2 separate regions of the Homo sapiens genome follow, and region 1 is linked to region 2. Evidence: read pairs that join two places in POLR2A ChIA-PET (ENCODE). Cell type or tissue: MCF 10A. All regions are shown on one strand.

Region 1 (4,000 bases), 71 kb before region 2:
TGGTGGTGTGCATGTGTGGTCCCAGCTACTAGGGAGGCTAAGGTGGGAGGATCACTTGAGCCCAGGAGTTTGAGGCTGCAGTGAGCTGTGATCATGCCACTGCACTCCAGCCTGGGTGACAGAGCAAGACCCTGTCTCAAAAACAAAAACAAAAACAAAGCAAATGATTTCAAGTGGTTTTCCTTGGCTCCTGATGAATGTTTACCAATATTACTCAGTTGTTGTTTTTTACTCAAGGAGTCAATGTTGACTTTAAAGTGACTGAAGAATTGGACCGGGCGTGGTGGCTCACGCCTGTAATCTCAGCACTTTGGGAGGCCGATGTGGGCAGATCACTTGAGGTGAGGAGTTTGAGATCAGCCTGACCAACATGGTGAAACCCTGCCTCTACTAAAAATACAAAAAAAAAAAAAAAAAAAAAAATTAGCCAGGCATGGTGGCATGTGCCTGTAATCCCAGTTACTCAGGAGGCTGAGGCAGGAGAGTTGATTGAACCTGGGCGGTGGAGGTTGCAGTGAGCCAAGATTGTGCCACTGCACTCCAGCCAGCCTGGGTGACAGAGCCAGACTCTGTCTCAAAAAAAAAAAAAAAAAAAAAAATTGGCCTGGGTGTATGGTCTTGTGTGGAACAACTGCAGATGAGAGTATTTCAAAGAAGTCAGGAAAACACTAATTCAATTCAGTCTAAAGCATAATTTGCTAAGATGTATTACAAATATGTATGGAGCAGAAAAGGTTTAGACAAATGTACAATACTTGTCAAAATGTAAGTTGTTTAAAATCCTGTAGTTATTAATTGTATTATTAAACAGCAGGTACTTTGCAACAAACAAACAAACAAACTTGAATCTGTCTTGTGTTATTCTTGACAGTAGTGTCAACAGTGAAGTTCAGCTGGGCGCGGTGGCTCACACCTGTAATCCCAGCACTTTGGGAGACCAAGGTGGGTGGATCACGAGGTCAGGAGTTCAAGATTTTAGAAAATTTGAATTTGAATTTGAATTCAAAATTTTAGAAAATTTTCTAAATGAGAAGAACCCCACCCTTGACCACTATTATTGAACATGAATAGTTTTAAAAAATGGCTTTTGCCATAGACTTAGTAATGTTCCTTAATGAATTTAACCTAAAATTACAAGGCAAAACAGTGTTTATACCTGAAACCTGTACTGCAGTAAAGTCATTCAATGACATCCCACATTGTTTGAATCACAAACAGTGTCAAGGTGCTTTAATCACTTCTCGTGCTGTCAAAAGTTAAAAATCCAGATTTATATTCCCACACAAATTTGCGGTGGAAGTATTCTTGTACATGAATGTTCATAGCAGCATTATCTATATAATAACCAAAAAGTGAAAACATCCCCGTTGTCTGCCAATTGATGAATGAACAAAATGTGATATATCCATATGATGAAATATTATTCAACCATAAAAAGGAAAGAAGTACTGTAACATGGATGAACCTTGAAAACATTATGGTAAATGAAAGAAGCCAGACAAATGGCCACATATTGTAGGATTCCATTTATATGAAATGTCCAGAATAGGCAAATCCATAGAGATAAAAAGTAGATTAGTGGTTGCCGTGGGCTGGGAAGGTGGGGGATGTGCGGGTCGTGGTGACTACTAATGGGTATAAGATTTCTTTTTGAGATGATGGAAATGTTCTGGAATTAGTGGTGATGGTTACACAACTTTGTGAATACACTAAAAAACACCCAATTACACATTTTAAAAGGGTGAATTTTATGTTACGTGAATTATATCAACTAAAAAATAAGATACCTAAAAAATTATGTACTCATCTGGAATAGTCATTAAAATCACAATCATATTTAGAAACACACCCAAATCAGTATCATATATATATATATATATATATAATATAAACTATATAATGCATAGTCCTTTATTTAGCTGGTCTTATATATACATATGTGTATATATACATATAAATGCATGCGTTATAGAAATGTAAAGAATTTATATAATATTAAGGGTGTTGTGAGAAAGCCCACCAATCTTCATTGAGAAGTGACTCCCAGATCACAGGAGTCCCAGCTAACTTGGCCAAGACAAAGTAGGTTCTGGGAGGCTCCAGGCGCACCCCCGTATATCTTAGCCTGATAGGACAGCCCGGAAGTTTATAAGACTTCTGCTAACACGTGACCAGCGTAGCCACAAGGAAAAGGTGCAAGGCGCACTCGTGACGTCATTTCGGGGCGACCCTCTTCTTGGCGTAGAGTTTTCAGATTGCTCTTGGGAATCATGCCGAAAGTAGTGTCTCGGTCAGTAGTCTGCTCTGACACTCGGGACCGGGAGGAATATGACGACGGCGAGAAGCCCCTCCATGTTTACTACTGTTTGTGCGGCCAGATGGTCCTAGTGCTGGGTGAGTAGCCGGGAACTGCGGGGGCGTCTGCAAGGAGCCAGACTTCGGGTTCTTGAAGGCGAATTTCCTCTGGCTGTGATCTGGGAGCCACTTCTCAACGAAGATTGGTGGGTTTTCTCTCTCCGACTAAATCCTCCCTACGCATCCCCGCCCCACTCCAGGGCATTTTTTTTTTTCCTGCTTTTTGTTTAGCCTTGTGACTCTGTATCCAGACCTTCCTCAAAACTAAACTCCTTCAGGAGAACAAAAATAGAAACACAAACATATTGTATTTCCCTCTTAATCCACTGTCTTCAAAAACTACTGCCTCTAGAAGCTTTATAACTTTTCTGCTGGATACCAAGATGCTGCAGTTGCTCTTACCTCACAGCAAACGAAAATAAAACCCTCCCTCGATCCTGTATTCCCCTCCAGCTATAACCCCATTTCGTTGCTTCTTTTATAGCAAAGCTTCTCAAAAGAGTTGCCTATATTGGCTGTCTCTGCATCCTGACTTCTAATTCTCTCCTGACCTCACTTCAGGTAGGCTTTCCTTCCCACCTCATCATCTTAACCGTATTTGGCTCCATGTTAACAGTTCTAGTGGTCAGTTATCAATGTTCATTTTAATTCTGTCAGTGGCATTTGACAGAGGTAATCATTTCATTCCTTTTGCAACATGTTTTTTATTTGCTTCCAAGACTCCATACTCACTTGATTTTCCTCCTACCTCGTATTTCCCCCCCCCCTTTTTTTTCAGATGGAGTCTCACTCTGCTGCCCAGGCTGGAGTGCAGTGGTGCAATCTCGGCTCACTGCAAGCTCTGCCTCCCGGATTCAAGTGATTCTCCTGCCTCAGCCTCCCGAGTAGCTGGGATTACAGGCGCCCGCCACCATGCCCGGCTAATTTTTGTGTTTTTAGTAGAGACGGGGGTTTCACTACGTTGGCCAGGCTGGTCTCGAACTCCTGACCTCGTGATCCACCCGCCTCGGCCTCCCAAGGTGCTGGGATTACAGGCGTGAGCCACCGCGCCCAGCCTTAGATTTTTCCCCTTGTCTGGCTCCCTTTTCTCTCTCAGACTTTTAGGCATTCCAAGGCCCTATAGCTCAGTACTCTCACCTGTTCTCACTCTGTACCCACCCCCTAGGTGATCTCATTCATTCCCAAGCTTTAAATACAACTGACATGCTGGTAACTCCCAGATGTTCATCTTTAACCTGCACCTCTCCTGAGACTCCAATTGCCTATTCAACATCTCCACTTGAATGTCTAATGGGCCTCTCAAATATATCGTGCTGAAAATTGAGTTCATGACCCTCTACACCCCCTCTCCAATTGCTCCTCTTATAGTCATCCCTATTGCAGTCAGTAGTACAACTATTCATCCAGTATCTCAGACCAAAACCTGGAATCAGTCTTGACTTCTGTCTGTCACGTACCTTACATCTGTCCAGTCCATCAGGAAATCCTGCAGGTGCTTTCGTGAAAATGTATGCAGGATCTGACTGCTTCTTACCACCTCCATTCCTTTTTCTTTTTGAGACAGAGGGAGTCTCACTCTGTCACCCAGGCTGGAGTGCTGTGGCGCGGTCTCAGCTCACTGCAACTTCCGCCTCCCAGGTTCAAG
Region 2 (4,000 bases):
CAACCCTGACTGAGCCCGAGGCACAGGAAGGAAATGCAGTTGCAATGTGATTAGGGTCATGAGGGTTTCTGTAACCGAGGGACGCCAAAACCTGAGTGAGTCTCTGAGGGCGATCAAGGGTTGCCCAGGACCTATCCTGAAGCTCTGAAGCCTTCCTAGATGACAGTCTCTGACTCCTCCTATGGAATCCCTCATAGGAGCCCCTGGCCGGGCTAGATCCCTAGGATAGGTGAGCTGACTTTGGAAGTCTTTCTGGTGCAATGTCACTTGGAAGTCAAGCTGTTTGTGTTGGGATAATGTAGAAAGAAGAAGCCTGAAGAGAAGGCCTAGGAGGGGCTGGGCTGACAATCCAGCCCTTTGAAGAGCAGGGGCTACCTCTGTGGTCTAGGGCACAGCCTGCCAATCTGGCAGGATGACCTCAGATGATGGCCGAGACAACAGCTGGATTCCGGATTGTTGTCTTGCCCTGCAACCCTGGGGCCCCCGTACCCTCAGGCCCATTGCCACAGCAGCACATGCTTCTTTGTGGAGGCTGAGACCTTTGATCAGCTCAGTAGCCACAGCAACTCTTCCTAAAAGGCACTGGCTTGGGAAGCTCTCCTGTGGACTCTTACCAGCCCTCTAGAGGCAGAGTGGGGGCCCCAAGAACAGCATCAGGAAAAAGTCAATGTAGTAAGAACTTTAGATGACACAATCTTGCCTCTATACAGGAATTTTAGCCTAGATACAGGCTATTTTTTAGTTTTTCCTTTCTGTGTAAGAAATGCACCATACAACACAACATTTAGCTTTTTCCCAATAGGAAAAAAAATGCACCAAAGGGCCCAAGATCGGTAAGTGAAAACCTTGAAACTTACAGCCAGGGAATAGAGGGACATGCATCGAACACGGGAACCACTGACATGGACGTTTTTCTTTTTGTTTAAAAAGCATGTATAGGCGGGGTGCAGTGGCTCACGCCTGTAATCCCAGCAATTTAGGGGGCCAAGACAGGTAGATCACCTGAGGTCAGGAGTTTGAGGTCAGCTTGGCCAACATGGTGAAACCCTGTGCCTACTAAAAATGCAAAAATTAGCTGGGCATGGTGGTGGGCACCTGTAGTCCCAGCTACTTGGGGGGTGAGGCAGGAGAATTGCTTGAACCCAGGAGGTAGAGGTTGCAGTGAGCCGAGATCGCGCCATTGCACTCCACCCTGGGCCACAGAGTGAGACTCCGTCTCAAAAATAAAATAAAATAAAAACAATAAATAAATAAATAGCATGTATATTGCACTTACCACATGCCCAGGCACCGTTCTAAATGCATTGCAATCTGTTAACTCACTGAATCCTCATAACAAGTCTTTTAAAGTAGGTACAGTTATCCCCATTTTACGGTGGAAGAAATGGAAGCAGACAGAGGTTAAATAACTTGTCCAAAGTTGTAACCACCCAGTGGGTTCACCTTGCTCACTGCCTAGATAGAGACGATTTATCAAGACAGGGGAATTGCAATGGAGAGTTCGGCCTATGCCCAGGAATGAACAAGGACAGCTTAAAGGTTAGAAGCAAGATGGAATCGGTTAGGTCTGTTTTCTTTCACTATCATAACTTCCTCAGTTATAATTTTGCAAAGGTGGTTTCAAAGTCACACAGGCGATAAATGGCAGAGTCAGGATTCCAGCCCAGGCAGCCTCTGTTTGCTTCGGCACTCTGCCCTGCTGCCTCCTTGAGTTTACAAGCCTCGTGATCATAGAACAGGACAGGGAGTGGCCCTCTTACTCCTCCCTTTTTCTTTCTTCCTTAGGTTCTTTTATATGGATCAAGTGCAGGAGTCCAGCCTGTCCCCTAGCCACATCAGGGAGAAAAAAAATGTGTGTGTGTGTGTGTGTGTGAGAGAGAGAGAGAGAGAGAGAATATGAGAGAATATGAAGGTGGCACTGCTGTCTGGATGCTTCTGGAAAACCCAGCTCTGTCAAGGACTGAGGAATACTGCAGTGGAAACTCCTGCATTTTATTTCCTGAGCCAGAATTCTGAGATGAGTATGCTTAGAGACTCCCCTAAGATGAGCAGCATCAAAGTCTCTTTAACCCTTGCCTCAGGGAACAGTCACCTAACAAAGAGGAGCTGGGGCTAAGCTTCTGTTTTACACTGAACAGAGCAGGGAAGAAAATTCATGCATCAGGGTGCTCTTTAGAGTTCTATTGTGAAGGAGAATAACTTGTTTATATTAGGCAAGGCCCCAGTAGCTTCTTTGTAAATTTCAGTCTGGAGAAAATAAAGCCAGAGCTGCAAGTCCAAACAGGTAAAAAAAAAAAAAAAAAAATTTTTTTTTTTTTTTTGAGACGGAGTCTCACACTCTTGCCTGGGCTGGAGTGCAATGGCGCAATCTCAGCTCACTGTAACCTCTGCCTCCCAGCTTCAAGCGATTCTCCTTGCCTCAGCCTCTCAAGTAGCTGGGATTACAGGCACCCGCCACAACGCCCAGCTAATTTTTTTTGTAATTTTAGTAGAGACGAGGTTTCACCATGTTGGCCAGGCTAGTCTCGAACTCCTGACCTCGTGATCCGCCTGCCTCGGCCTCCCAAAGTGCTGGGATTAGAGGCATGAGCCACCGCGCTTGGCCCCAGGTAAAATTTTGATAAGCTCATGAAAATTTCAACTAGAGAGTTCAGGCACCCATGGCTGGGATGAGGGCAACAAATCTGGAGCAACAAACATGCAACCAACAAGCTTTTTTTGACAGCATACTTTTGTTTGGCACTCCTCTACGCACTGGGATACAAATATGAGTAAGAATGCTACCACCTAAAATAATAGATGCCTGGATAGGCATAGCTTATCTCTGGAAGGTAACACCAGAATGTGGTCATGGAGATTACCTGTGGGTGGCGAGGGAACAGGGGTGGGAGGGAAACTAACTTGTTACTGTAAACCCTTTATACCTTGTCAATTTGGTATCCGAGGATATATTACCAATATATTACCCATTCAAAAGATAAATGTGGTATCAGGGAGACACAAATACGTAAATGTGTAAATAGAGAAGTAAATAGCAGCATCAGCTCACAAAAGCATGTTCACAGTGCTAGAGTTATTGACAACAATGGAGGAACCATGATATAAAGACTGAATTTACTAGCCCAGGCATGATGGCTCACGCCTGTAATCCCAGCACTTTGGAGGCCCAGGCCGGCAGATCGCCTGAGGTCAGGAGTTCGAGACCAGCCTGGCCAACATGGAGAAACCCTGTCTCTACTAAAAATACAAAAATTAGCCGGCCGTGGTAGCTCATGCCTGTAATTCCAGCTACTTGAGGGGCTGAGGTGGGAGGATCACTTGAGCCTGGGCTATCGAGGCTGCAGTGAGTTGAGATTGTGCCACTGCACTCCAGCCTGGGAGACAGGAGTGAGACCCTGTCAAAAAAAAAAAAAGACCAAATTTACCAATTTGGTTTCCTGGCTTAGGACAGAATTGAGGCTTCAGCCATGATAGTGACGTCTAAGAAGTCCCTCTACCTCTAGCCAGAGGTCCTGGCTAGAAGAAAAAAAAAAAAGTATGTTTTCTTGTCTTTTTCCAAACACATCACAAGAGCAATATATAACCTGACAAGAATGCAGGGGCAGGTAAGACCTGCCTAAGGCTGAAGGAGTTTTGTCCTTCCATAGGCATTGGCCTCCTCCTCCCCTCACAGACAAAGGTGACTGTGTCAGTAACAACTATTTACCTTGCAAGCACATACCTGTGCCTAGCCAGACCTACTCCCTTGCATAGAGAAGTGATTCCTGACAGACTCTGCATCCAACTGGTCTTGGGGCAATGCCACCTGCTCACTCTAGCCTAAACCTGCTGAGGAGCTAGCACAATCCTGAGAAAAAGGGTCAAGAAATCACGTTCTGGCCGTTGAGTGGTGGCTCACTCCTGTAATCCCAACACTTTGGGAAACTGAGGCAGGAGGATCACTTGAGGCCAGGAGTTCAACACCGCAGTGAGCTCTGATCACACCACTGCACTCTAGCCT

What was found. ChIA-PET counts read pairs that join two places held together with the same protein. Peaks named below come from ENCODE experiments on the same cell type or tissue, not always from the same donor. Only the 100,000 strongest peaks of a DNase experiment are listed, where the experiment ranks them.
Region 1: POLR2A ChIA-PET joins it to region 2 with 6 read pairs; 8 of 35 experiments call an interaction of 5 or more read pairs at or near these places.

What each region holds. Positions count from the first base shown.
Region 1 is chrX:119,563,626-119,567,625 of GRCh38, reverse strand. It overlaps STEEP1 (STING1 ER exit protein 1), which reads left to right and starts at 2,217. Exons shown (of 7, transcript NM_022101.4): 1 at 2,217-2,394. The coding sequence starts at 2,271. In MCF 10A, no CTCF peak of the experiment used is centred here; a DNase peak (open chromatin) is centred at 2,175.
Region 2 is chrX:119,492,426-119,496,425 of GRCh38, reverse strand. No RefSeq gene overlaps it. Among named protein-coding and RNA genes, the nearest start is that of SLC25A5-AS1, 25 kb to the right of the region's middle. In MCF 10A, no CTCF peak of the experiment used is centred here; a DNase peak (open chromatin) is centred at 2,365.